Linked DNA regions of Homo sapiens: all the other regions are linked to region 5. Evidence: chromatin loops called from intact Hi-C (ENCODE). Cell type or tissue: PC-9. All regions are shown on one strand. Region 1 overlaps MROH2A (maestro heat like repeat family member 2A). Region 2 has its middle 11 kb from the start of INPP5D. Region 3 holds the start of TIGD1 (tigger transposable element derived 1). Region 4 overlaps GIGYF2 (GRB10 interacting GYF protein 2). Region 5 holds the start of ATG16L1 (autophagy related 16 like 1). Region 6 overlaps LOC105373929 (a long non-coding RNA gene). Region 7 overlaps GIGYF2 (GRB10 interacting GYF protein 2).

What was found. Peaks named below come from ENCODE experiments on the same cell type or tissue, not always from the same donor. Only the 100,000 strongest peaks of a DNase experiment are listed, where the experiment ranks them.
Region 1: it touches region 5 in a loop (8-fold over the local background); 3 of 110 quality-filtered maps call a loop at or near these places.
Region 2: a loop joins it to region 5, with 5 times the contacts of the local background. A loop is called at or near these places in 18 of 110 quality-filtered maps.
Region 3: a loop joins it to region 5, with 9 times the contacts of the local background. A loop is called at or near these places in 5 of 110 quality-filtered maps.
Region 4: it touches region 5 in a loop (12-fold over the local background); 22 of 110 quality-filtered maps call a loop at or near these places.
Region 6: a loop joins it to region 5, with 8 times the contacts of the local background. A loop is called at or near these places in 75 of 110 quality-filtered maps.
Region 7: it touches region 5 in a loop (13-fold over the local background); 89 of 110 quality-filtered maps call a loop at or near these places.

The regions. Positions count from the first base shown.
Region 1 is chr2:233,831,167-233,835,166 of GRCh38, forward strand. It overlaps MROH2A (maestro heat like repeat family member 2A), which reads left to right. Exons shown (of 42, transcript NM_001394639.1): 39 at 243-374; 40 at 1,011-1,113; 41 at 1,413-1,478; 42 at 1,972-2,252. The coding sequence ends at 2,093. Among named protein-coding and RNA genes, the nearest start is that of HJURP, 21 kb to the right of the region's middle. In PC-9, CTCF peaks have their summits at 1,860 (motif pointing left) and 2,062; a DNase peak (open chromatin) is centred at 1,785; H3K27ac peaks cover 708 bases.
Region 2 is chr2:233,047,754-233,051,753 of GRCh38, forward strand. No RefSeq gene overlaps it. Among named protein-coding and RNA genes, the nearest start is that of INPP5D, 11 kb to the right of the region's middle. In PC-9, a CTCF peak has its summit at 2,031; a DNase peak (open chromatin) is centred at 1,758; H3K27ac peaks cover 1,668 bases.
Region 3 is chr2:232,549,234-232,553,233 of GRCh38, forward strand. TIGD1 (tigger transposable element derived 1) reads right to left here and starts at 1,324. Exons shown (of 1, transcript NM_145702.4): 1 at 1-1,324. The coding sequence starts at 649. EIF4E2 (eukaryotic translation initiation factor 4E family member 2) reads left to right here and starts at 1,456. Exons shown (of 7, transcript NM_004846.4): 1 at 1,456-1,511. The coding sequence starts at 1,492. It overlaps MIR5001 (microRNA 5001), which reads right to left and starts at 1,340; the gene lies at 1,241-1,340. RefSeq lists a silencer at 1,467-1,836. In PC-9, CTCF peaks have their summits at 1,578 and 1,785; DNase peaks (open chromatin) are centred at 1,418 and 1,828; H3K4me3 peaks cover 2,831 bases; H3K27ac peaks cover 2,051 bases.
Region 4 is chr2:232,759,310-232,763,309 of GRCh38, forward strand. It overlaps GIGYF2 (GRB10 interacting GYF protein 2), which reads left to right. Exons shown (of 29, transcript NM_001103146.3): 7 at 1,171-1,282; 8 at 2,087-2,127. Among named protein-coding and RNA genes, the nearest start is that of KCNJ13, 15 kb to the right of the region's middle. In PC-9, CTCF peaks have their summits at 2,183 (motif pointing right) and 2,388; a DNase peak (open chromatin) is centred at 2,212.
Region 5 is chr2:233,249,632-233,253,631 of GRCh38, forward strand. ATG16L1 (autophagy related 16 like 1) reads left to right here and starts at 2,042. Exons shown (of 18, transcript NM_030803.7): 1 at 2,042-2,311. The coding sequence starts at 2,197. RefSeq lists an enhancer at 1,630-2,329. In PC-9, a CTCF peak has its summit at 1,888 (motif pointing left); DNase peaks (open chromatin) are centred at 2,000 and 3,660; H3K4me3 peaks cover 2,055 bases; H3K27ac peaks cover 3,516 bases.
Region 6 is chr2:232,604,518-232,608,517 of GRCh38, forward strand. All of the region lies in intron 2 of LOC105373929 (a long non-coding RNA gene), which reads right to left. It also overlaps a transcript of EFHD1 not described here. Among named protein-coding and RNA genes, the nearest start is that of EFHD1, 27 kb to the right of the region's middle. RefSeq lists enhancers at 1,309-1,358, 1,399-1,568. In PC-9, a CTCF peak has its summit at 1,667; DNase peaks (open chromatin) are centred at 1,464 and 1,734; H3K4me3 peaks cover 1,119 bases; H3K27ac peaks cover 256 bases.
Region 7 is chr2:232,850,872-232,854,871 of GRCh38, forward strand. All of the region lies in intron 28 of GIGYF2 (GRB10 interacting GYF protein 2), which reads left to right. Among named protein-coding and RNA genes, the nearest start is that of SNORC, 17 kb to the right of the region's middle. In PC-9, a CTCF peak has its summit at 2,489; DNase peaks (open chromatin) are centred at 2,814 and 3,420; H3K27ac peaks cover 2,063 bases.

The DNA.
Region 1 (4,000 bases), 580 kb after region 5:
TGGCTGAGGGGGCGGGTGGGGCTGCATCTGCCCCCAAGGGGCTTTCTATAAATGTACCTGCAGCCATGTTCAAGCTGGCAGGGGCCCAGGTCCCAGGTGGCCTCCCAGGAGCCACCAGCCCTGCCTTTCTTTGGCTTGGTGAGGCTTTTCTGGGGCTGCCCTCTGGCTTCCTGCCAGCCTCACCCCTCTGGGGAACCACGTGGCCTGGCTGATGGCTCTGCTGCCGTCCTGTGTCCCTGCAGGCCTGTATGGCTACCATGTTTCAGTGTGTGCACTTCTGGGGCTGGAAGTCCCTGGAGCATCCCTCAGGGCCAAGTGATACCGCTACTGATGACAAGATGACCGTTTTCCAGACAACCATGTGCTCCATCCTGGTGAGGAAGCCAAAGGGGGAACCAGCCCGTCCCAGGTGGCCACACGCTGGCTTGGAGCTGGGGGGTCGAGATTGCCACAGCTCTTTCTTGGGGCCCTATGTTTACCTTCCACACATGCCATGTCGAGACCGGCACTGTGCAGCAGAAATAGAAGGCAAGTCATGTGCCTATTTCAGCTGTCTGATGTTTCTTTTAGTAGGCACATCCAGAAAAGTGCAGAGGTGAAACTAATTTTCATGTATTTTATTTCACTCAAATAACTAAAACATGATCATTTCAACATGTAATCAGTATAAAAACTATTATTGTGATATTTTACAATTTTTGGGGTACCATCTTAAAACCCAGGGGGCACTTTACCTTAATTCAGACCAGCCACACTTGAAGTGCTGCAGGGTTACACATGGCTTGTGGCTACCATGTTGGACAGCACAGGTTCTCTGGTCAGATGGGATATGAAAAATATAACTGGTGGCCAGTGGTCCTTCACTTGCCAGCTACTCACCTGCTGTGTGACGCTGGGATGGGCGCTTGCCCTCTCTGATGCATCTTGGTGATGGGAACACGCTTGATGAATGACAGCCCATTGTCAGGGTCTCATCCTCCAAAGCTGTGTGTATCACTTACTTTTTGCAGACTCGGAAAAAGCCGGCTGTTCTCTACCGCTTCTTGCTAGAAACAATGGCCTATGTTAAAAATAACTTGTCAAGAATCAGAATCGCTGCTTGCAACTTGGCAGGTGAGCAGAGAGACGTCTCCTGACTCAAGATAGACTTTGAAGGCCCTCTAGTCCACCCCGGCACTCGGGGGAAGGGTGGATCATGAGTGGGAGGCATGTGGCAAGCTGAGACCAGAGCTCAGGTCTAAGCCCTGCACTGTGCTTTCTATCCCGTTTTGATTTTGGCTTCCTCCCTGCCAACGTGGGCTCAACAAAATCTTTCATCAATGCTCTCATAACGTAAAGTAAGTAAACCACAGGACGACTTGCCTGCTGACCTAATACTCGCGTGATGAGCATTTCTTTGGCTATTGTTTTAGGAATTATTATGAAGCAGATGTCTACACATTATCTGAAAAAGCTGGACTTCCCAGCATTACGGAATTGTGAGTAGTGGAGAGTGTTAGATGTTGAGTCCACGACTCACCAACTCACTAGGGGAGCTTAGAGAAACTGCTTCAAGGGAAGAGCCAGAGGACCCTTTGCTGTGGGGTTTCGGGGGGGTGGGAGTGCAACCAGGGCAGAGAGATGCACCTGGGGAGGCCTTTCCAGGACGACAGCTATTGATGGGTGGAGTCCCTTTCATTCCCTGGGCTGTTTCTCCCATTCATAGCTTCTTATGAAATGCTTTTGGCCTGATGCTGCTATCAGGTTCTGTGGGTGATTTCTGTCCCTGTTAGGGTGGTTACTGAAGCCCTGAGAGCTATGATGTGTGTTGAAACAGCTCCACCTGCAGTCCTCTGCTTTCCCACACAGGAGTTTCCCCGTCTGCCCCTGCCCACCTTCTGCGGCCCTTGCCTGCCATCACTGCCCAGGGCATGCAGCATGTGGTCCTGACTGGGCGGGGCCTGAACCTTCCCTCTTTGTGTTCTCTCTCAGCCCTCCAGGAACTACAGCTGGACCCGGATCCCGGGGTCAGGAGGGCAGCCCTGGAGACGCTCACAGTCTTGGATAGCTGTAGTCAGCATGGGTTTCTGGCTTCACCCCAAGGAATGTCCTAGGTGGTCCAAACATAAGACGTAAACTGTCTTCTTAGTGCCAAATGCAAGCCCTTTTTAATTTAGTTTGTAAGAAGTTTAGTTTGTAGGAAAAACACTATTGTAAAATAACTAGTATCCTTTTGTTTCCTTCCGTTGAAATAAACCTCCACTGTCGTTGGAGTAGACTTGTGACTGTAAGGTGGTGACAGCCCAGAACCAAGACAATGAGGCAAAGGGAACTTTGGCCTTAATGAGCCACTTCATTTCCGATTTCCCCCCAAGTACGTTTGTCTGACAGCCCACTGGCCCAAAGGGTCGGAAACTAGCTTTGTGTCTTCACTCGGAGTTCATCCACACGCATGCTGACAGCGTGCCTAAGGCCAGGCACTGTGCCAAGCGGTGAGGGGAGGCCTAGAGTGTCCCATCTGTCTCCAGGGACTCTTCTTTTTTTTTTTTTTTTTTTTTTGAGATGGAGTCTTGCCCTGTCGCCCAGGCTGGAGTGTAGTGGCGCAATCTCGGCTCATTGCAACCTCCACCTCCTGGGTTCAAGTGATTCTCCTGCCTCAGCCCAGGTGCGCAGCACCACGCCCAGCTAATTTTTGTATTTTTAGTAGAGATGGGGTTTCACCATGTTGGCCAGGCTGGTCTCAAACTCCTGACCTCGTGATCCACCCACCTTGGCCTTCCAAAGTGTTGGGATTACAGGCGTGAGCCACCGTGCCAGGCCAGGACACTTCTTAAAGGGAAAGGCACCTAACCACAACACACATCAGAGGGAGGACTGCAGCCAGGGTGCAAGTGCTACAGTGGCACAGGAGGGTGGGTGTGCAAGTCTGGAGACAATCCAGAAAGGCCGCATGGAGGAACTGACATTTATTCCAGGCCCTTCCCTTTGCGACTTAAAGTTACCAAAGTTAAGTTTGGACTGTTGCAACTGGAGCCCAGTGAGGCCTGGAACAGAATTTGGCTGCTGGTCAAAAAGGAGAAATTAGCCCCATGTCTAAGAACATGTAGGGGAAGAGAGGGGCAGTGTGGGGAAGGCTTTTGCTATGCTCAGGCCATCAGAATAGTCTAGGTGTCCCCAGAGCAGGTAAACCAGGACTTCCAAACTGTTCCCAGTCCAACTGCCAAAGGAATTCACCATCCGGGGTCCCATCAACAGGAGAGAGCTGCTATGCTGTCCAAAATCCAACCCGTGCTAAAGCCTTCTCTGGAACAGTGGTCTTCAAACTGTTTTGTGGAGCAAATGGTGACTTGATTTCCTGCCCAGTGATAAAGAGTATTGCTGCTAAACAAGCTTGAACACCACTGATGCAGTGGGGAGAGTGCACCATTCGATAGAGTACAAGGAGGCAGCTGTACATCTGTACAATTGGCTCTCCTTCCATGCCTGTGCAGAAACATTTCCAGATGGTTTATAGACCTAAATGGAGAGAGCAAAATTTAAGACAGTACAGTATTTTTTTTATCCTGAGAGTATGGTAGTTTTTCTTTTAAAAGTAACAGCAGAAGCCAGAAAAAAGGAGGAAGTTATCTGCCTTAGTATGTTTAGCGTTGCTAAAACAGAATACCCAAGGCTGGGTAATTTATACAGAAAAGGTTTGTTTAGCTCCTAATTCTGGTGGCTGGAAAGTCCAAGAGCATGATGTTGGCATCTGCTTGGTTTCTGGTGAGGGCCTTGTGCTATCTCGAGACACAGTGGAAAAGCAGAAAGGTGAGTGGGCAGGTGCAAAGGCAACCCGCTCTCACAGAGAGTGAGAACTCACTCCTTCAAGAGGGCATTCATCTATTCATGGGGTGTCCACTCCCATGACCCAAAAACCTGCCACTAGGCCCCCACCCCCTAACAATTACATGTGCAATTAAATTTCAAGACAAATGGCATCCGAACCATAGCATTGTGTTAAAATGTAACTTCCATACAATAA
Region 2 (4,000 bases), 200 kb before region 5:
AGGCATGCAGGGACAGAGTCAGAGATGCGAGTGGGGTGTCCTGGAGGAGGAGGCGGGAGGAGGATGGGCTAGCAAAGGCCCTCTCGAAATAGTCCAGGCAACAAAGAAGGCTGGGACTGTGGGGCTGCCGCCAAGGGAATGGATTCCAAGGAGCTCCAGAACTCGATGATCCATCAGATGTGGGTGGTGAGAGAGGGGGCAGAGATGAAGATGTTGGTGGTTTCTGGCTTGGGAGAAGCCAGTTTGGTGACAGCAATCTAGATAGGCGATGTGTGTGGAAGAACAGGTTTTCGGTGTAAAGATAGAAAATTCAGATGACAGAGCTTTTAAGTGTCTATAGGGTGTCCTCACAGGCAGCAGGAAGTGTGGATCTGAAGGAGGTCAGGACCGGAAATACAGATTTGGAAGCCACAAGTGAGGAAAATGCTCTGGGAGAGTATGGAGGAGACAAAAGGGATGACCAAGGACAAAAGCCTGGGAAGAAGGGGGCTCAGGGAGGAAGGTGTAGAACTTGGGGGAGCAACAGGAAGGATTTTGAGAGGGAGGGAGAGGCCTGCAGGGTTGCTCACTGTAGAGGGGTCATGATGATGATGGGGTGCTGGGAGAAAGAAGCTGCTGCAAAAGGTTTTGGTGGGAGGGTTGGGGGTGGGGACAAGGCTGCTGTAGGAGGCTGAGTGAGGACAATTTATTCCAAAAGCTCCCCAATTTATTCCAAAATCACCCAGGTGATACCCAGACAAGAAGAAAGGGCAGGGAGCTGTGGCTCTCAGTCTTGGCCACCCAAGGCACTCTTCTGGGGAGGTCCTGGCCCCACCTTAGAGATTTTTATTTAATTGGTCTGGGGTGGGGCCTTTCAGACTTTCAGCCAAGACTGAGAACCTTTGTCAGGGAGGATTTTTTAAGTTTTTATTTTATAACATGGAAAAATCTTAAGCTCGCTTATAGGATGAGGGGAAGGAGTGGGTGGGGAGGAGAGGGAGAAAATCCAGAGGTGTGGGGGTGGCTGTGGGAGCCAATCCCAGCCACAGGAGGGGAGAATCTGGAGGAGCCCCTGGGGACAATGGGATGGAGGCGGGTGTGGACGCATTGGAAAGCAGCCTGGGAGACCCATCTAGCATCTGTGGGCAGAATAGTGAGGGGCTTTAATGTTTGGTGGCTTCTGGAAGTGAGCTAGCCTGAGGAGCGTGGGGAGGTGAGGTAGGGAAGCGGGGTCCACTGGAAAAATGCAGGCTTTGGTGCCGCAGCCAACGGAGAAGGCAGGGGAGAGGCTGGAAGGCTCTGGTCTCCATGCTAGTGGGAAGCCGGGTTTTGTCCTGGGCTGCGCTGCCTGGCAGAGGCATTTCTCTGGCCACACCAGCAGCCCCTTTGGCTGGGTGTGGCGGGAGAAGAAGGAGCTGTGAGGGAGTTGAGGGGCATGGGGAGGACAAAGGTTGTGCAGATGTGTGTGATGGAGAGGAGGGAACAGGAGGTGGTCAGGGCAGGGCTTGGGGCTGGCCAGAGATGAAAGGGGAAGCAATCACAGCCCGAGGGCTGGAGTGTGATTGGGAGGCTAAGGTTTGAGTTGCTGGCACTCCCTGGGCTGCAGCTACAATGGGTAGAGTTGGCAGGAGGTGCTGGATCCAGGTATGGAGTAAGGACTCCTGCCAAGTTCTCAGGGGTGGAATGGAAATAAGAAAAAGTCAGGAAATGGTCAGATTCCAGTCTTGTAAGTACTGTCAAGGATTTCACACTTTGTCCTACAGGCAGTAAGCAGCTGTTGGAATCACTCAGCAGGGGAGTCACGGGATGAACGGGAGGCTTTAGGGTGAACCTGCACAGTTCTTTGCAGTCTGGATTGCAAACTGAAGATCTGGAACTGAAGATTTGGGAGATTAACTAGGTCACAATTGCAATGAGACCAATCACCTCTGGGTGGGGTGGGATGTGCAGTTTGACAGGTTTAACCACCACCCCGGCCCTGGTTCCCTCTCCCACACCTCCAGCAAGTGTGCTTCAAGCCATCTTTTTGTTCTGTTTTGTTTTGTTTTGTTTTGTTGAGATGGAGTCTTGCCGTGTCGCACAAGCTAGAGTGCAGTGGCATGAGCTTAGCTTACTGCAACTTCTGCGTCTTGGGTTCAAGCAATCCTTCTGCCTCAGCCTCCTGAGTAGCTGGGATTGCAGGCAACTGCTACAATGCCCGGCTAATTTTTGTATTTTTAGTAGAGACGGGGTTTCTCCATGTTGGCCAAGCTGGTCTGAAACTCCTGACCTCAAGTGATCGCCCGCCTCAGCCTCCCAAAGTGTTGGGATTACAGGCATGAGCCACTGCACCCAGCTTCATCAAGCCATCTTTGAGTTCACAGTAAAAACCTAGAAGGTAGGATGAGACCCATGCTTCTGTTCCAGAGGGAATTTCCTCTAAATGTCCATGCCACACGCATCTCCAAGGACCCTGAAAATGGTCATCTGACACTTCTGTGTGCTGGGGACCAGCCCCTTGGGCTTAGACCCAGTAATTTCTTTATCTGTGCTAATTCCAATAATGGTCTGTGTAAAAGTAACAGTGGGAGGCCAGGAGGCTTCCAGACAGGAGAGGATGCAGGGGAGAGTATAGGTGAGCAGGCCGGAGGCTCTAGGCCCTATGCATTGCAGAGCCCAGCGCAGAAGTTCCAGCTCATTTAACTTAAGGTGTGTAGCGTATACAGAGGTTTTGGGATCAAGCAGATGTAAGCTAGATTCTCAGGTCTGCCACTAACTTGCAGGCAAATTATTTAACCTCTCTGGTCTCAATTTCCCTGCCAGTAAAATAGACATAATAATAGGATTTCCCTTTGTGGGTTGTCCATGAGGATTGAGCGAGGCAACTCGTGTAGAGAGCATAGCAGTGCTTCCACGTGGTTAGCTGGTAGATAGATATTGGCCATTTTTATTAATTCAACACATGTTTATTGGGTACTGCTATGGACTGGTACTGGGTACTTTAGGGGAGTTATGTCCCGCCCCCTGAAATTCATATACTGAAACCCTGACCCCCAGTGTAACTGTATTTGGAGATTGGGCTTTTAGGAGGTAATTAAAGTTAAATGAGGTCACAAGGATGGAGTCCTAACCTGACAGGGTTGGTGGCCATAGAAAAAAAGGAGGAGAGGAGGGAAGGCCACAGGAGGACAAGGTGAGAAGGCGGCCACCTGCAAGTCAGGACGAGAGCCCTCCTCAGAGCATGACCATGCTGGCACTTTGATCTTGGGCTTCCAGCCTCCAGACTTATGAAAGATAAATGCCTGTTGCTGAAGCCATCCAGTCTATGGTACTTAGTTATGGCAGCCTAAGCTGACAAAGACAGGTGCGTACTGCCTGGCAGCATGAGCCGGATGCTGCTGCAGCGTGCAATGAACAAGACAGATCTGCATTTTCCCAGAGGTGAGAATCTAATGAGAGGAGAAGAGAGGTGCACACAAAATAGTGCAAGTCGTGATAGGAAAAGGCTCTAAGAGAAGAGCAGGCAGGTTGTGCAGGCTAGGGCGGGGGCGGGGCAGAGTGGGGGAGATAAAGGAGTGCTGATATGCCACGGAGTGGCGGAGCATCAGAGAAAGACACCTGCTTCGGGTAGCCTGCAAGGCTGGAATGGTCCAGGGAAGAGGTGATGCTTCCGGGTAGGGGTGGTGGCAGGGATAGTTGCTGGAAGGGCAAGAGTGGGGAGCCATTTCAGAGATGTTTCCCCATAGTTTTAGGAGCTGGCGAGGATGCAGTCAAGAAAACCTGGGGCTTCCTGAGACCCAGTCCGGCCAAGTAGGAGGAGGGGGCAGGAGGAAGACCATGCTGGGAAGCAGATTCTGATGGAAATGAAGCTGGGACCAACCAGGTGGGGTGTTTTTGTTTGTTTGTTTGTTTGTTTTGGCACATTAGTTCAGAGAACTACTGGCTGAAGAAGCAGAGAGGAAGAGGAACAGAACGTGGAGCTGGGAAGAAGCTGCCACGTAATTGCCACGGAAAGAGTGGCTGTTGGCAGGAACTGCATTTA
Region 3 (4,000 bases), 700 kb before region 5:
CCTTTGAAGCTTTGAAGCCAGGCACTGACTTCTCCTCTCTAGCTATGAAAGTTCTAGATGGCATCTTCTTCCAATAGAAGGCTGTTTCATCTACATTGAAAATCTGTTGTTTAGTGTAGCCACCTTCGTCAATGATCTTAGCTAAAGCTTCTGGATAACTTGCTGCAGCTTCTACATCAGCACTTGCTGCTTCACCTTGTGCTTTTATGTTATGGAAATGGCTTCTTTCCTTAAACCTCATGAACCAACCTCTGCTAGCTTCAAACTTTTCTTCTGCAGCTTCCACACCTCTCTCAGCTTTCATAGAGTTGAAGAGAGTTAGGGCTTTGTTCTGGATTAGGCTTTGGCTTAAGGGAATGTTGCGGCTGGTCTGATCTTCTATCCAGACCACTAAAACCTTCTCCATATCAGCAATAAGGCTGTTTCGCTTTCTTATCATTCGTGTGTTCATTGGAGTAGCACTTTTAACTTCCTTCAAGAACTTTTCCTTTGCATTTACAACTTGGCTAACTGTTTGCCGCAGGAGGCCTAGCCTTCGGCCTATCTCGGCTTTTGACATACCTTCCTCACTCAGTTTAATCATTTCTAGTTTTTGATTTAAAGTGAGAGATGTGCGACTCTTCCTTTCACTTGAGCACTTAGAGGCCATTGCAGAGTCATTAATTCGCCTAATCTCAATATTGTTGTGTCTCAGGGAATAGGGAGGCCCAAGAAGAGGGAGAGAGATGGGGAACGGTCTGTGGGTGGAGCGGTCAGAACACACACAACATTAAGTTCCACGTCTTATAAAAGACGCTGTATGTGGCACCCCAAAACAATGACAATAGCAACATCAAAGATCACTGATCATAGATCACCATAACAGACACAGAAATCATGAAAAAGTTTTAAATATTTTGAGAATTACCAAAATGTAACACAGAGACACCAAGTGAGCACATGCTGTTGGAAAAATGGCGCTGATACAATTGCTGGACTCAGGGCTGCCACAAACCCTCCATTTGTTTTCAGAATGCCCTATCTGCGAAGCGTAATAAAACGAGGTATGCCATAGTACAGTGGCGCCGCGACCGACAAAGGAAAGCCTCCGGGAGGTCAAAAGAGATACCAGAGAGTGCGTCCCGCACTGGAGGAAGAGGAAGGTTTTTACCAAGCAGCGAGTCCAGAGCCCGCGCCGTCAACGACGCGGTGCTGCCTTTTTTCCGAGCCGCTGCGGGAGGGGGCCAGGACACGCTCCCTTAGGAGAGCGGGCGGGTCACAAGGACCTGGACAGAGGCAGAACTGAGGCCAGCAGCCAGCTCCGCCGCTGAGTCCAGCCCTCTGCGCAGCCGCCCTGAGCTGGCGTCCCGAGATAGCCGCTTCCAAACCGGGCCTGCGCGCCGACGTTCCGCTGCGCCCCGCGCAAAACCGGAAGTACCCGGGCCCAAGGCTGAGGGACCCGGTGGAGCGGAAGTCACTCCCTGAGGCAGTGGCGACAGCGGCGGCGAGAGGATGAACAACAAGTTCGACGCGTGAGTGGCTCGTGGCCGCCCCCGGGGCCCCTTCCCCGAACAGTTCCCCCGCGCCCGCCCCCGCTGGGGCTGGGGCGGCGCAAACCCTGCGGCACCGGCTTCCCTGCTGGGATCCGGCTGCGGCCGGACCTGGCCTGGACTGGCGGGGAGGAGGGGGCTGGGGAGCAATGGATACCGGAGTCCCGGAGACCCCAGGGCCGTCCGAACCGAGGGCGAAGAGCTGGGCCCGGGGGAGGGGTGGCTGTGCCGCCCGGTAGGGGGAGATTTTCGGACGCCCCGCCCTGGTGGATGCGGATTGCCTGCGACGTGGAGGGGTGGGGACCTCGGCGGTTTGGGTGTTTCCGCAGTCTGGCAGCGCTGCCTCTGAATCCAGCTTTCCCCACACACTCCCTCTCCCCTCTGAGCCTCAGTTTTCTCATCTGCAGAGTGGGGACGGTAACACCCTTTGTCGTAGAGTTTGGAGGATGCAATGAGGTAATGTGGTTGCTGCCCTCGACGCGGTGGAAGGCTGGCTTAGGAATTATCTTCCTGAGACTCTTCCTACTTTCTTTCTCCTCCCCTTCCCGTTCCCGTCTTCCAACACACTCGCCAAGACCTAAGTATACTTGTTGCCCTCTCCTGCCCGCTCCGGTTTCTAGTTTCAGCATCAAACAGTTTGGAGGTACAGAGAGAAAATGCAGAAGTATCTTTACTTATCCCCCTCCAAGGATTGTATCTTGAGGTAGAATATGTTCCTTCCTCTCTTCTAGTAGTCTAGTAAATCGACTGTCTCTTCATCCGAAAACCTGGATTTCTAGTCCCAGATTCACCACTTACCATCTGTTTGACTGTAGAAAAGTTACCCAGCCTCTAAGCCATTGTTGCTCAAACCACATTAGTGGCTAGGACCCTGCTGCCACGCCGGGGTGTGATAAGGGTCAGATCACACTCAGCGATGCTTAAAGATGCTTGTGAACATTGCTAACTATTGCGATATAAACGTAAAGTGGAATTACTATTAGTTTAGGTTGTGACCTGGTGCTTTTGATGGGAAATTGGGGTGTTTCCAATACAGAGAGTACTGTGCAAATTCAGGGAATACTGGATTTCCAACACTCCAGGCAGGTAGGTCCTCAGGAATGTTTTCTGGTTGCTGAGAGGTCTCTGCTACTTGAGAAAGTCTTTGCCCGACCTCTTCTCTATCCTGCTGTTTAACTGAGCCTGTCCCTCTACGAACCTCTCCCCCGCTGCCGCCCCATTTCATCTCTATTGTAAACCCTGCAACAACTAGCTCCAGATCCAAATCCTGCCTCAGTGGAGCTTTCTGGAACCCTTATACCCCTTCCTCCACTGATTTGAACAAATCAAATGTCATCCTAAGAAGACATCTTATGGGTCATCTAGCTCAAGCCTACCCAAATCATTTGGGAGTCTGCAGTAAGAATGGTAATAATGGACTTCCACAGGGATCTTGCTAGGTATTTTTCATATATATATATATTTTTTGAGACAGGGTCTCGCTGTGTCACCCTGGCTGGAGTGCAGTGGTGTCATCACAGCTCACTGCCCACTCAACCTCCCGGGCACCAGCAATCCTCCCATCTCAGCCTCCAGAGTAGCCGGACTACAGGCATGTGCCACCCTACCTTGCTAATTTTTTTGTATTTTTTGTAGAGACGGGGTTTCGCCATGTTGCCCAGGCCGATCTCGAACTCGGGCTCAAGAGATCCACCCACCTTGCCTCCTAAAGTGCTGGGATTACAGGCATGAGCCACCACCCCCAGCCTCATATGTTATTTCTACTCTAACAATTCTGTGAAGGGGATCTTGTTGTCTCCTTTTACAGATGAGGAAAGTGAGACTCTGAGGTTAACTAATTCCCGACACAAAGGAAGGGCTATCCCAGGTTTGTTGTGTAACCTTGGTTCAAGCACCTCTTGAGAAAAATTAAACTTGCCCTCTTTTTTTTTCTTACCTCTTCTACGATTGAAGAACCTGGGTCATTTTAATTACTTTGAATTATTAACTATTGTATTGAGCCAGAATCTTTTAACATCTGCCCTCTAGCATTGCAGGAAAAAAAAAGAAAAACAAGCTTTCTTTCATTTGAAATTAGCAGTTGAAAACAGCACTCCTGCCCCTAGTTTTATTTTTTTATGTTGTTTTTCATTCAGAAATTCTGCGGTGTTTAGGCCATTGCTGCATATTTGGAGTCTTTACCACATTGCTCTCTCTAGTAATCTGCACTTTTTACCACATTGCTCTTAAGGACATGTTCCAGTTTGCCAGAATCCTTCCAGATGTCCAGTGGCTGGAGCTGAGTACAGTAGTATATAATCTAATGGGCTCATATTAAAGATTAGCTCTAATCTCCGTTACTGTATGGACTCAACTTCTCTGAATGAAACCTTTGATTGTAATTGCTTTTGTGGAGAAGGGGTAGACCTATCAAGTCCTTAGATCTCATTGCCATTGATCCTATTGATAACGTAAAACCGTAAGATGCTTTC
Region 4 (4,000 bases), 490 kb before region 5:
CGATGGCTAAGATTTCACCTAGTTACAAATACATCCTTGGACCCCCACCCCTCCTCCCCTCCTCTCATTTTCTCACCTGTGTATTGAATACAAATGTTTGTTGGGAAAACTGTACATAAAGTATGAAGCTAAAAGTGCATACGGTCTTCTGCCTCCAGACCTAACAATTGGATATATAGCCTTCTTGACCCTAACGGTGCAGCTATATCATTTATATAAATGGAATAATTTTTATATGCATCATTCTTCAGTATGTTCTTGTTATTGAACAGAATAATGTCCGTGCTTAATCTGCTGTGGCATCATAGTGTTCTACTGTATTTTATCAGAATTTATGTAGCTAATCCTTTATTGATTAGATTTCTAGTTTTTTTTTTTAATTACAGTGAACATCTTCATATATATTTGCATTTTTGTACAACTATTTCTATTAGGATAAATCCTAAGTAGAATTGTTGAATCAAATGTCAATAGATCTAACCAAATTGCCTTCAGTAAAGGCCAGTTTATGCTTGAACCACCAGAGAGAGCCTCTCAATCCCTATGCCCAGACACTCTACCAGCTTTGTTGGTTCAAGTTTAGTCCTGATACATTTCTTTTTAACTTCAAGATTTGGGTGTAGAGTAAACTGTACCTTTGGTTACTCTGTAATATACCCTGTATGGCATTCATGAGGTTTGATGGTTTTAGAATTGATGCTATTAAGTTATCCTTTCTCTGGGATTAGATAAATTATTTTAACTTTTATGCTTGACTTTTTAACTTTAGCCCCTGTCTTCTTAAACTCTCTAAACCAAGATTTCTTCCATTTTTATGAAAATAAAACAATAAAATATTTAATCTACGGTAGTGTTTTATTGAACTTCTTAGAATTTCACTATTCAACTGTTCGTTAAAGAACTTAAAGTTGATACTTTCTTGTTCAGGACTGGGTCTATTGCATTATATTATGTTAGTTTTTTTAACTTGTTTCTTTCAGCCTCTTGTGGTCCAGCTACTTCAATGCCATTGTTGGTCTCATAAGTCAAGATCATCAGGCCTCGTTCAGTATTTAAATGTAGATGTCCTGCCTTGTATAGAGATAGAACTTTAGATATTAATTTATGGTGGTGAATGTGTGCCACATGTTGACATCTGACTATCATTTTTTTCTGTTTTCTTATTTTCAGGCAGAGGCAGAGGTGAATGTGGTTTCTACCAAAGAAGTTTTGATGAAGTAGAGGGTGTTTTTGGTCGAGGAGGTGGCAGAGAAATGCATAGATCGCAGAGCTGGGAGGAAAGGTAACTGGATCCACATATTGGCATAAAAATTTCTTGGCATATAAAACTTATATTTTTTGCTTTCTGCGGGGAGAAATGTTTTTGTACAGTTAAAGGGTTTCATTTTAAAAAATGCTCTTAAGTATTGAACATCAAGTTGTACATTAGAAATTTTTAAATGATTCTTATTTAAAGGAAGACGGATTCTAGATAGATAGGTTAATATATGAGTGCCAGCATAGTTAATTTGATTTGGTATTTGATAGCAAATACCAAATTGTCATGTTATTGTTTGTTGGTATTAGTAAAAGTATCTTCTCTCTATATTGTTTGTGGCTTTATATGAAGTCTGTCAAGATGAGTGGGGGCAATTGCACAAAGATATCTGTACAAGAATGTTCACTATGATGATATTTATAATACAAAATAATTTGAAATAAGCCAAACAGATTGATGTTGGCCTTATATAATTGTATATCCACAAAGTAGGATATTAATATGAGCATTAGAGGTGTTTTTGAAAATATTTAATGATGTGGGAAAACACATTCTAAGAGCAGTATATAAAACTGTATACTATGTATCTAATTTAAAAAATAATATTTTGGGTCAATAGAAACAGCTTTTGGTAGGTGAGGGGATGGATATTTTTCTTTTTATCTTTGTGCTTTTCTATATTTTCGAAATATTAGGCAATAACTATGTATTTATTTGTTTTGTAATTTGAAGAAGAAATGCTTTTAGAAAAATGGGAAAGTGAGTGTCACAGATAGGAAATCTATATCACTGTGAGACTTTGTTTGAAACTTATTTTTTCTTTTCCAGGGGTGACAGACGTTTTGAAAAACCAGGACGAAAAGATGTAGGTAAGGTTCTTACCTACACACATAAGGATAAATTTATTAAAAATTGACTCAGTTACCTGCACCTCTCCAGTAGATGGGGCTGCAGCATTTCCTGCATTTAAACTTCCACGGTTATTTGAAGTCTCTACTGCATGAAACCAGAGATGATGAATACAGCCATTAGGATTTACTTGACTTGGTCTGTGTGTTCTCTGCAAGGCATATATTCTTTATTAAGGCCAATTTGTGAACTGAAGACTCAAGTTAGGAACCAATCTACTAACTCTTTTTCTAGTGTAGATAGCATCTCACAGATGAGAAGAAATAGGGCAAATGCTAAAATCTTTGCTTTTGTATCAGAGAACAAAGGCCAAAACTATGAATGTTCTTAATTTACTAATTTATTCATTTGGCCTTTTTGCTGTATAGTCCTTTTTTTTTTTTCTTGTTTTGTGATGAGAACAAAAAAAAAAATAACTCAGATAAATTGCAGTTAAGGTAGCCACTGAAGAGGAACATAATAAAGGAACAGGATTCCATTGTTTATGATGAATTAATCATAATTTGTATTTAAATTTGTATTTAAATACATAATTTATATTTAAAGAATTTATACTGTTAAGATGAGCTTCCTAGCTGATTAAAGGTACTACCTTACAAACTACCAGTAGGTATTAACATCTGAGGAGAAAATAATGCCAATTCATGGTACCATGAATTGGTACTATGAAAATTATTACAAGTTCCAAGTCCTACAAGTGCTAAAAAAGTTCTCCAGAGCATGATTATAACTGATAGTGTTAATCATGTCTTTTTTTTTTTGTTTTTTTTTTTGTTTTTTTTTGAGACAGAGTCTCAGAGGCTGGAGACTCTGTCACCCAGGCTGGAGTGCAATGGTGTGGTCTCGGCTCACTGCAACCTATGCCTCCCGGGTTCAAGTGAATCTCCTGCCTCAGTCTCCCGAGTAGTTGGGACTACAGGTGCGTGCCACCACACCTGGCTAATTTTTGTATTTTTAGTTGAGATGGGGTTTCACTATGTTGGCCAGGCTGATCTTGAACTCCTGACCTCGTGATCCACCCGCCTCAGCCTCCCAAAATGCTGGAATTACAGGCATGAGCCACTGTACCGGGCAGTGGTAAATATTTCTTATAAACAAATGTTAAATATGTAAATACCATTCACAGACTGACTTGCAGATTGTTTTAAAAACTAAGTAATTTTAACAGTCAGCTTTGTATCACTGTTTCTGTTAAAAACTTAAAGATATCAATAATTAAAATTTCTCATTTATGAATGTGGCATTGGGAATACGTAGTTATATTTATATTAATGAAAACCGTTAAGGCCAGGTGTGGTAGCTCATGCCTATAATCCCAGTGCTTTGGGAGGCCAAGGCAGGACAGCCTGGGAGACATGGTGAAACCATGTCTCTACAAAAAAGTACAAAAATTAGACCTGCATGATGGTATGTGCCTGTAGTCCCAGCTACTTGGGAGGCCATCATGTGATGGGAGGATAGCTTGAGCCCAAGAAGTCGAGGCTGCAGTGAGCCGTGATCACACCATTGCACTCTCTAGCCCAGGTGACAGAGTGAGACCCTGTCAAAAAAAAAATTAAAGGTGTGTAGCATGAGGAAATTGGGAACAGACTAGGTAGATAGTTTATTGTTAGCTTTAGCCATATTGTAGACTGTTGGATTAACATAATCATGGGGGGCTTGTCAAGACCTCTGCTCCCATCCTTGTCTGATTCAGTACTTTTGCCATGAATATGTAGAGGGGATGAACAGTAGTTTAAAGAGTACAGGATTTGCAATCAGAAGATCATGGTTATTCTAAGCTCTCAGATCTCATTAGTCTCATAATAAAATGAGTGATAATGCCTTACAGAA
Region 5 (4,000 bases):
CTGCAAATTTGTAAACATATTTTTATATATATAGAGAGAGAGTCAGGGTCTTGCTCTGTTGACCAGGCTGCTGGAACACAGTGGTGCTATCACAGCTCACTGCAGCCTTGACCTCCTAGGCTCGAGCGATGCTCCCACCTCAGCCCCATCCCAGTAGCTAGGATTACAGGCACACGCCACCACACTCAACTAATTTTTTGTATTGTTGTAGAGACAGGTTGTGTCATGTTGCCCAGGCTGGTTGGTCTCAAATTCCTGAGCTCAAGTGATCCTCTCACCTTGGCCTCCCAAAGTGTTGGGATTACAGGTGTGAGCCACCATGCCCAACCTTGGAAACATATTTTAATCATAAATGTGGGAAATTAACATGCTCAACTGTCAAGATTTGGTGTAATGGTCTTTTAAGGGTGGTGCCACTGCTGCATTTGAAGGCATTCTCGGTCACTTTCAGAACTTTTTCATTTTCTTCAGCGTGTGAGGAAGTCACTTCTATTTCTGATCCCATTGGATCCTTCCAACGACTTCAGGTCCACTCAATACTGACTACCAGTGAACCATCTTCAACTACAGTGCTAGAAGCCTGACTGTCCTCCTCTCCTCAGCCTAAGTTCTTCTTATCTGTCTCTGAAGGACCTTCCTCTGGACTTGAGACACACTGGAAGAGAAGGTAGTTTCTGATATTCCTTTCCTCTTTTGGCCAACTACTTTGTCTGGCTCCATTTTCATGCAGTAAATTCACTAATTGTTAAAGGCAGATGGAGCTCCAGCAACTCTATTACAGAACTGGGTTTTCCATTCTACTGAGCTTGTTCACAGACACAACTTTCTCAGGAGCCAGTGTGTCTTCATCTCCCCCTTTCAACATCTACAGCCTCAGATTACCTTCTAAGGCTCCATTTATTGTCAGGCCACAATTTCTAGGATTCTAACAATGAAGACAAACTCTGATACACAATTCACATCTTTCTTAGCTCCCGTTTCCAGTTCTCTTCTCCATTGCAAACAAAAACAAAAACCCCAAACAAACCACAAAACCTGTTTCCAAGTTCAGTGGGACACTCTTCCCAACGCACCCTGACTTCAGGTATGTAAGAGTTAAGAAACAAGAAAGAAACACGAAAAGCAGCTTAACAATCAAAGACAGGTTTATTTTGGAGAATAAACCTGAGAGGGGCTTCTTGTCGATTTTGGTCAGGAGCGTTTTCTCTTACACACTAAGGGTGTTTAAGGGTTTACGAAGCGGTGAGCTTATTGCAGGTTCGTAATGTTTCTGTATGAGGGAAAGTTTATTGCAGGGTTGGAAAGTCTCTGGCCGGAGGGGAGGCTATCTCTGGGTTGGCATGTTTCTGGTTGGAAGTGGGTTTATCTTAGGGTTGGAATGTTTCTGGTTATGCTGACATTAGCCATTAGGCTGATGTTTTTGGGTTGGATTTAGGCAGTTTCTTAATCAAGGGGAACTTAAAATGGTGGCAGTTGTCCAAGATGGCAATGCTCCTGCTGTCAGGGTAGGCCTTGGGAAGACACCAGGTGTCTTTGTAAACTTAGGTTTCCCCTGTACCAAGCACAGTGCTGACTGCATTACATGGGTTTTTCTTTTTACTATTCGTGACAACCTTCTGAGGTAGGTATCATTACTGTCCCCATTTACAGATGAGACAACTGAGGCTTAGGTAGGCTGTCACTCATCCACAGCCACAGAGCTACTATGGAGGGAACCCCATTTGTTCCTAAACTGCGATTAAAAATAAAAGTGGGGGGAGACAGGCCAAGAAAAAAAACACGAAAAGGGTTGAAAAGCAGCAAAAGAAAAGTAAGCAGTCAGGCGGAAACGGCCCCTTTCCTGCCTCCTTCCCGCCCGGCGCTGGGCCTTGCGCAGGGCCCGGACGCCCCCAAGCGGCCACCTCTCTGCAGCTGACGCTTCCGGCTACAGGCTGGCGTCACTAGCGAGCGCCCTGCGTAGGCACCGGCTCCTGAGCCCGTGCTTCGGGTGAGGGGGCGGGTCTTCCGGCCCTCTCGAAAATCATTTCCGGCATGAGCCGGAAGACCGTCCCGGATGGCCTCGGGGACTGCCAGTGTGTGGAGGTGAGCTCCGGGATTGCCGGCATTCCCGCTTCTGCTGGTTGCTTCATGCTGCAGGCTGCGGCCGTCAGCCCTCGCTCGCATTGGTGGCGCTGAGGTGCCGGGGCAGCAAGTGACATGTCGTCGGGCCTCCGCGCCGCTGACTTCCCCCGCTGGAAGCGCCACATCTCGGAGCAACTGAGGCGCCGGGACCGGCTGCAGAGACAGGCGTTCGAGGAGATCATCCTGCAGTGTGAGCGGCGCCGGTGCGGGCTGGGAGTGGGGCGGGCGGGCCCCGCGGAGGCATGCGGGGCGTCAGCGGGAACCTGAGGCCGAGTCCCTGGCGCCGCCCGCACGCATGGCGGCCGCCCCGGGTAACCCGCGCTTGGGACGCCGCACGCCTTTTAAATGTTTTTTCTAACCTGCGTTTTATCTTTGGAGGATTTTCCCTATTAAATTGTACGATCTTTGTGGGGAGGCACAGTTCGTGTTTGTATTTGTAAATCCCAGTAGCTCATACAATGCTTATGCACTTAAATAGGTCCCAGAAACATCCCATCTATGGGGTCATGTTAATGAAACGGTCGTTGACTTTCAGTCGCAGAATTAACATTGCCTTCTCAATGCACTGGAACGGGTGGCCTTTGATTCCTCAAACTTACTTCCCTTACTCCACCTTGGTGGTTTTTTTTGCGGGGAAACGGGATAGGGGATCAGGGTCTTGCTGTGTCGCCGAGCCTGGAGTGCAGTGGCGGAGATCACGGCTCACTGCAGTCTCAAACTCCCAGGATCAAGTGATCCTCCCACCTAAGCCTCCCGAGTAGCTGGGATTACAGACGCGCTTCACCACGGTCGGCTAATTTTTTTAAAAAAAAATTTTTTGGAACGAGGTCTCACTGTGTTTCCCAGGCTGGTCTCCAACTCCTGCGCTCAAACGATCTTCCCACCTCGGCCTCCCAAAGTGCTGGGATTATAGGCGTGAGCCACCGAGCCCGGCCCCACCTTGGTGTTAATATCGTAATATCTTTTAGGCGGGACAGAACCTTTACTGTTACTGAAATCTTCAGTATGAAAGAGGTGGTTTTCTTTCCCCTTACTGCTTGCAGCTTAAGGGTACAAAAATGTTTGTACCTTTACCTAAATTATAATGGTCCTAAGGTGGTTCCATCTGCGTCTGAAAGTAAACCTGACGACTTTCTCAAGTTATGCTGTTGATGATATTCAGAATAATAATTGCTACCTTATATTGCATTCTGATTGTGCAAAATCAGTAGTTCTCAAACTTAGCTCCACATTAGAATCACCTATGGATCTTTAAAAAATTACAAATCCCAAGCCACACCCCAGACCAACTAAATCACAAGTATCACAGTACACAAGTATCAGTGTGTGTGTGTTTGTGTTTGTGTGAGATTAAGCCTAGAACTGCATGCCAAGTTATCAGTGTTTTTTGATGCTTCCCAAATGACTACTGTGCAGACAAATTTTAGTACTGTGGTAAGTATTTGCATGTGTTATTTTATCTTTCCCAAAATTCTGTGTATGAAGCAGGAACTGTTATTGCCATTTTCACACATGGAACTGAGGCCAAGAGAGATTAGGTAACTTCTGAGGTTGCACAGCAGGTTAATGGTGAGACTGGGTTTTTTTGTTTTTTTTTTTTTTTTTTTTTGGAGACAGAGTCTTGCTCTGTCACCTAGGCTGGAGTGCAAGTGGCGTGATCTCAGCTCACTGCAACCTCCACCTCCCAGGTTCAAGAGATCCTCCTGCCTCAGCCTCCCTAGTAGCTGGAACTATAGGCAAGCACCGCCACGCCCAGCTAATTTTTGTATTTTTAGTAGAGACAGGGTTTCACCATGTTGGCCAGGCGGATCTTGAACTTCTGACCTCAGGTGATGTACCTGCCTCAGCCACCCAAAGTGCTAGGATTACAGGCATGAGC
Region 6 (4,000 bases), 650 kb before region 5:
GAGGCCTCTTTTTCTCCCTAAGTCCTGGCACTGACACCACGCTTCCCACAGTGCCCTTCCCCTTCAGGCCCAGCAGGCTCTTCCGAGTACATAAGCTCATTCAAGCCTTCCCAGCCCTGATAGCCAGATCATTGTGGTCCCATTTTACAGATAAGGAAGCACCTTACCAGCCTAGGCGTCTAGTAGGCGCAGAGGCCAGGAAGGAGGTGCCCCAGCCGACCCCGCCTCCAGGGCTGGCCGGTTCCAGCGTCTTCTCACCACCTTTGCTTTCTTCCCCAGAGGTGATGGAGTCAGACACCCAGATGCTATGCCAGAGCCCCCTGTCTTAGTGGGATGTTAAAGAATTAGGGGCCAGGCCGCGTGCAGTGGCTCACATCTGTAATCCCAGCATTTTGGGAGGCTGAGGTGGGTGGATCACCTGAGGTCAGGAGTGCGAGACCAGCCTGACCTATATGGTGAAACCCTGTCTCTGCTAAAAATACAAAAAAATTAGCCAGGCGTGGCAGCACGCACCTGTAATCCCAGCTACTCGGGAAGCTGAGGCAGGAGAATCTCTTGAACCTGGGAGGCAGAGGTTGCAACTGAGCCGAGATCATGCCACTGCACTCTAGCCTGGGCGACAGAGGGAGACTCCGTCAAAAAAAAAAAAAGAGGCCGGGTGTGGTGGCTCACGCCAGTAATCCCAGCACTTTGGGAGGCCGAGGCGGGTGGATCACGAGGTCAGGAGTTTGAGACCAACCTGACCAACATGGTGAAACCCCGTCTCTACTAAAAATACAAAAATTAGCCGGGCGTGGTGGCATGGGTCTGTAATCCCAGCTACTCAGGAGGCTGAGGCAGGAGAATTGCTTGAATCCAGGAGGCGGAGGTTGCAGTGAGCCAAGATTGCGCTACGGCACTCCAGCCTGGGCAACAGAGCGAGACTCTGTCTAAAAAAAAAAAAAAGAGAGAGAGAGAGAGGGAGGGCGGGAGGGAGGGAGGGAAGGATTAGAAACCAAGTGATCAGACAGTTTGCTCTGTGGCCCCCCAGCTTCCTCTCGCCGTAAGGACGTGGCTCCTCAGTACCAGAAAAACATTGCTGAATGAATAATGCTGTGGGTATGATATTCGGTTCGGGGCCGGGTGCGGTGGCTCACGCCTGTAATCCCAACACTTTAGGAGGCCAAGGTGGGAGGATCACTTGAGGTCAGGAATTCGAGACTAGCTTGGCCAACATGGTGAAACCCCATTTCTGCTAAAAATACAAAAATGAGCTGGGTGTGGTGATGCGCGCCTGTAATCCCAGTTACTCTGGAGGCTGAGGCAGGATAATCGCTTGAACCCGGGAGGCGTAGGTTGCAGTGAACCGAGATTGCGCCACTGCACTCCAGCCTGGCCGACAGAGCGAGACTCCATATCAAAAAAAAAAAAAAAAAAAATCGGTTCTGAGCAAATTTCGAGTCACTGACAAGGCGGCGGTATCCAGCAGAGGGCGCGCCAGGCGCCAGCACCAGGCCCGAGGACGCCTGGCTCATCCCCAGGCCGGCTTCCGAGAGCCCCGCTAAGTGCAGGCGGATACCCCGGCCTTGGCGGCTGCTTGCCTTTCTCCGTACTGTCCCTGTGAAGGCCAAGATCTGTAACGCTGACAGTCCCCAGACATACGATGGGAGAGTTGCAGTAAGTGCTCTTTAAATCCCCTTTCACCCTTGAGAGTCTACGATTTTCGACGTTTTCCAGGCGATTTTTACTCTGGTCCAGAATAGGTGCGCGGTAATTCCTGGCTTTCGCCACCGGAGGGCACTCCCGGCCCTCGCTTCCCTGCCCCGCGCACGGTCTGCGATCGGCTGGGCTTTTAAGCCTTCTCCGCGCCGGCTGGTCTCCCAGAGAATCTAAACTCGAAACTCTTGAGAGACACCCCAGCCTGCAGCAATCCCAGGGTGTGCTGAAGTCCCCATCGTCCTCCCCTGGAATGTCAGTGAATGAGGAAGGTTTCTTTTTTTACTCACCGCCATCCTCCGCTCCCAGTCGTGGGTAGACCCGGCGCTGGGGCTGGGGGACCCTGAGCAGGTTCCTCACCTGCACCGACCCTCATCTTTAAAGTTGGGGTGCGACCGGGCGCGGTGGCTCAGCCTGTAATCCCAGCACTTTGGGAGGCTGAGGCGGGCGGATCACAAGGTCAGGAGATCGAGACCATCCTGTGGATGGTGAAACCCCGTCTCTACTAAAAAAAAAAAAAAAAAAAAATTAGCCGGGCGTGGTGGCGGGCGCCTGTGGTCCCAGCTACTGGGGAGGCTGAGGTAGGAGAATGCCGTGAACCCGGGAGGCGGAACTTGCAGTGAGCTGAGATTGCGCCACTGCACTCCAGCCTGGGCGACAGAGCGAGACTCCGTCTCAAAAAAATAAAATAAAATAAAAATTAAAAAAAAATAAAGTTGGGGTGCACGGAATGGGCCTCAGTGGCACACCCCAATCTGGAGACACATCATAACTTTTTTTTTTTCTTATTATGTTTTTTCTTTTGAGACGGTCTGGCTCTGTCGCCCAGGCTGCAGTGGCGCGATCACGGCTCACTACAACGTCCACCTCCCGGGCTAAAGCGATTCTCCCACCTCAGCCTCCCGAAGTGCTGGGACTACAGGTCCAGGCCACCACGTCTGGCCCATTTTATTTCTAAATGGCTCATGCCTGTAATTCCAGCACTTTGGGAAGCCAGGGCAGTCGGATCACTTGAGCCCAGGATTTTGACACCAGCCTGGGCAACATAGTGAGATCCTATCTGTACAAAAGATTTAAAAATTAGCCGGTCGGGCTGGGCGCGGTGGCTCAGGCCTGTAATCTCAGCACTTTGGGGGGCCGAGGCGGGTGGGGATCACCTGAGGTCAGGAGTTCAAGACCAGCCTGGCCAACATGGTGAAGCCCCGTCTCTCCTAAAAATTAAAAAAAAAAAAAAAGCCTGGCGTGGTAGCAGGCAACTGTTACCCCAGATACTCGGGAGGCTGAGGCAGGAGAATCACTTGAACCTGGGAGGCGGAGGCTGCACTTAGCCGAGATCGCACCACTGTACTCCACCCTGGGTAACAGAGCGAGAATGTCTCAAAAAAAAAAAAAAATTAGCTGGGTGTAGTGCCATGCGCTTATAGTCCCAACTAATCAGGAGACTGAGGTGAGAGAATAGCTTAAGCCCAGCATCAAGGCTGCAGTGAGCTGTGATTGGGCCACTGCACTCCAGCCTGGGCAACAGAGCAAGACCCTATCTCAAAAAAAAAGGAAAGAAAATACAGGCTAAAATTTTTTTTTTTTTTAATTTAAGGTTAGGGCCAGGCGTGGTGGCTCACGCCTATGATCCCAGCACTTTGAGAGGCCAAGTCGGGAGGACAGCTTGAGTCCAGGAGTTCTAGACCAGCCTGGGCAACACAGCAAGACCCTGTCTCTATTTTTTTTAATTAATTAATTAAAAGTCAAATAAAATGAATTGAAGGTAACCACTAACAAGATAATATGGAACTACAGTCCTCAGTATCTGAGGAGGCACTGGTTCTAGGACTCCCATACCAAATCCATGGAATCAAGTCCCTTATATAAATTGCTGTAGGCCGGGCGTGGTGGCTCATGCCTGTAATCCCAGCACTTTGGGAGGCCAAGGCAGGTGGTTCACTTGAAGTCAGGAGTTCAAGACTAGCCTGGCCAACATGGTGAAACCCCGTCTCTACTAAAAATACAAAAATTAGCCTGGCGTGGTGGTGCACATCTGTAATCCCAGCTACTTAGGAGGCTGAGGTGGGAGAATCACTTGAATCCGGGAGGCGGAGGTTGCAGTGAGTCAAGATTGGGTCACTGCACTCCAGCCTGAGCGAGACTTCATCTCAAAATAAATAAATAAATGAATTGGTGTAGTATTTGCATATAACCTACATATACTTAAATCATCTTTAGATTACTTATAATACCTAATACAATGTAAATGCTATGTAGATAGTTGTCCTGCTGTATTGTTTTTTATTTGTATGATTTTTATTGTTAT
Region 7 (4,000 bases), 400 kb before region 5:
TATGAGGTGACATACCAGTTTCACCAATAATGAGTAGACCAAGGCACAGAGATTGAGAACATTTCCCAGTGTTACATAGCTTTCTGCTATGGGATGCTGGGATTTCAAGGCAGGCCTGTTTTCTTTCCACCCTTCTGTGTTACCCACGGCTATTTTTATCTAGCATTATGGACCATGCAAGGCAGGCTGGGCACGGTGGCTCACTTTGGGAAGCTGAGGTAGGTGGGTCACTTGAGGCCAGGAGTTTGAGACCAGCTGGGGTAACGTAGCGAGACCATATCTCTAAAAAAAATTTTAAAAACAGGCATGGTGGTGCCCACCTATAGTCCCAGCTACTTGGGAGAATGAGGCAGGGGGATTCCTTGACCAGGAGTTGAAGGCTGCAGTGAGCTGTGATCATGCCACTGCACTCTAGCTTCTCTGAAAAGGTGACATCTGAATTTGGGCTTTGAAAGAATGGCAGAAAGGATGGGGAATATTGTTTCAGGAATAACAAACAGTATAGGCTGCCCATGTTTTTTGCAACAGTGATGAAACTAACATTTTTTTTTTCTTTTTCTTTTTCTTTGAGATGGAGTCTCACTCTTGCTCAGGCTGGAGTGCAGTGGCGTGATCTCAGCTCACTGCAACCTCTGCCTCCCGGGTTCAAGCGATTCTCTTGCCTCAGCCTCCTGAGTAGCTGAGACTACAGGCACATGCCGCCACACCTGGCTAATTTTTGTATTTTTAGTAGAGAGGGGTTTTTGCCATGTTGGCCAGGCTGGTCTTGAACTCCTGACTTCAGGTGATCTTCTTGCCTTGGCCTCCCAAAGTGCTGGGATTACAGGTGTGAACCGCCACGCCCGGCCCTAAAATTATTTTCTATTTGTGAATGTAAAATTAGTGGCTATAAAACCATGTTGTCTGCAATAGAATACATTCGCAAGGATGGAAGTTCCGGTTGTTGTCCTGTCAGGAGGGCAGAACAGTGAGGAGGCTGCAGTATAGACTAGGTAAAAGATACCAGTGACTTGGAATAGGGTTTTGGTAGTGGGGATGAAAAGGAGTTAGATGGATTTCAGAAATGTAGGGGATAGAATTAACTGGACAAGAAGAGTGGAAAGGTCTCAGGCTTGGGGACCAGGATGGATGGATGGTGTTGCCATTTGCTGTGAAATGATAAGCAGTGGAACATGGCACAGGCTGAGGGGAATTGAGTGTTGACTGGGTTGAGTTTGAAATGTCTGTGGGACATCATGAAGAGCGTGAGACCCCGCACAGTGAGAGGCAGGTGGTAACCTTACTGTACCCTTGGTAGGATTCTCTCTTTCCCTCAGAGCCTTCCAGCCCTGGTGAAAACAACATGACAGTAAAACCTAACTTTTAGGACTGTCCTTTAGAATTGGTGCCTGAAGCCAGACGCGGTGACTCACGCCTGTAATCCCAGATCTTTGGGAGGCTGAGGCGGGTGGATCGCTTGAGGTCAGGAGTTGGAGACCAGCCTGGCCAACATGGTGAAACCTCGTCTCTAGTAAAAATACAAAATTAGCTGGGCGTGGTGGTGGGTGCCTATAATCCCAGCTACTCGGGAAGCTGAGGCAGGAGAATCACTTGAGCAGCCTAGGAGGCGGAGGTTGCAGTGAGCTGAGATCACGCCACTGCACTCCAGCCTGTGCGACAGAGTGAGACTCCGTCTCAAAAAAATAATAATTTAAAATAATAATGTTTAAAATATTATTTAAAAATAATAATAACAAAGAATTGGTGCCTGAAAGCTGGGTTTGGGAACTTGTAGATCTGGTGCAATTCTGTTTTCCTCTGCTTGTCTCAAAAGTTGATAAGGATGGATGGAGCAGCCTGAAATTTTTTCCAATTTGGATGAAATTGGTGAATAGATTTTAAAACATTCCTTAAATTCTAACTGTGGGTTCTAGCTAAGAAGCTTTGGGACTTGAGGATAGGCTGTTAGGGAAAAGGTTGCTCTGAAAATGAGGTCAGACCGTTTGGACTTAAATATTCCCTTGGATCTCATCTTCTATTTATAGATCTAAGAAAGGAAGGGACTTTAAAAACCTCACTATAAGGGTGTGGGAGATAGGTCATCCTAGGAGTAGAGTTTAAGGAATCCATATACCTTGAAGGGGAAGAAAAACAAACGTTGAACAAAGTATTGAGGATACTCACTGAGGTTATGAAAATTACTGCTCACCTAAACCTCACTCTGGAAATTCCTCTCATAATTGCTCATTTTTGTCCTATACTTATTTCATTTTCATTTATTACTTTTTAATTTACATATTTCATATAATTTGTATACTGAGAAAAAATTAATAACTATCCATTAGCTACACATTCCCCATGCATAAAATGGGAAAATGGGAAGTCTTCGTTGAAAAAGCAGTCACTGATGGAAAGAGAATTTTGCTTCTAAAACAAACCAGCAGAGGGGGCCACAGCCTCATTTTAATTATCAATATTCTCCAGTATCTCCTATCTTCAGTAGGCTTCCTCCACCTCCCGGGTTCAAGTGATTTCCCCTGCCTCAGCCTCCCGAGTGCTGGGACTACAGGTGCGTGCCACCACGCCAGCTACTTTTTGTATTTTAGTAGAGATGGGGTTTCACCATGTTGGCCCGGATGGTCTTGATCTCCTGACCTCGTGATCTGCCCGCCTTGGCCTGCCAAAGTGCTGGGATTATAAGGGTGAGCCACCGTGCCCGGCTGGCTTCCTCTTTTTTTAGAGCTCTTCAGGTGGTCATTGTGAATCAGCAACCTGCACTCAGATGTGATAAACACACAATACAGTTTCTCCCCAGACTTTCCTTGTAAGAACAACCTCACAAATCTTAAAGAACTCATGTGAGTGAGACTATGCTCTGAACCTCACAGAATGTCATCTTTAGAGCCAGGCATAGTGGATTGAATCCGTGTTTGTGTTGCCTTGGGTTTCACAGTACCCAGAACTTTCCCTTACATCAAATGGCTGAATTTGATAAAGAATGGCATTCAGCCAAAGGATGAATGCATACCTTGCTGGTTTTTTAAATGACAGTTAAATGAGAATATGTCTGTTTGCTAAAAGCCTAGACTGATAATTAACATATTAATCAACTTTTTTTGGCCACAGACTTTTCCCTTCCTGTCTTTGCATGAGTAAAATTAATTTAGCTTTTAAATTACACTTCCACTTCTTTTGCATATAGTTCATTATTGCCTTTTATCACATTTTATCTGTTCTTAAGATACACGTGAAGTCAATGAAAAATCTGCCTCAGAATAAAGTAGTATTTTATTTCATAGACTGGCCTTTAGGTTCTTGTACTTGCCTAATTAACTGTTACTTTAAAAACATAAACATTAGGGTCAGGCACGGTGACTCATGACTGTAATCCCAGCACTTTGGGAGGCCAGCGTGGGCGGATTGCTTGAATCCAGGAGTTGGGGACCAGCCTGGGCTACATGCCAAAACCTTGTCTCTACAAAAATTACAAGAATTACTTGGGTGTGGTGGCACCCGCTTATAGTCCCAGCTACTGGGGAGGCTGAGGTGGGAGGATCGCTTCAGCCTGGGAGGTGGAAGTTGCAGTGAGCCAAGATCACACCACTGCACTCCAGCCTGGGCGACAGAGTGAGACCTTGTCTTTAAAAATACATATATATGTATATATATATAAACACTAAGGCTGTCACTATTTTCAAGGGGGAAGAAAAAGACTTGTGGGTTATTGGAACACAGTTGATGGGGTCAAACTCAGGATGGGGTTTGGAATCCTAGCCTCTCCCTATATTTGGTCTTGTAAGCAGTTGGTACCACAGCTTTTTTGGTTAATAAATAGGCATGTTTATTTTTTTGAATCATGATATTTTTGAGTCAGTTAATTAAGGTATTTTATGTAAGGCATTTTTGTTTATTACTGTTACATTTCAAATGTGTATTTATTTGAAAACTTGAACATGAAAAAACAAGAGGCTGCAGAAAACCCAGCTAATATTAACAGAACTGCTTTTAGAATAAGGACATT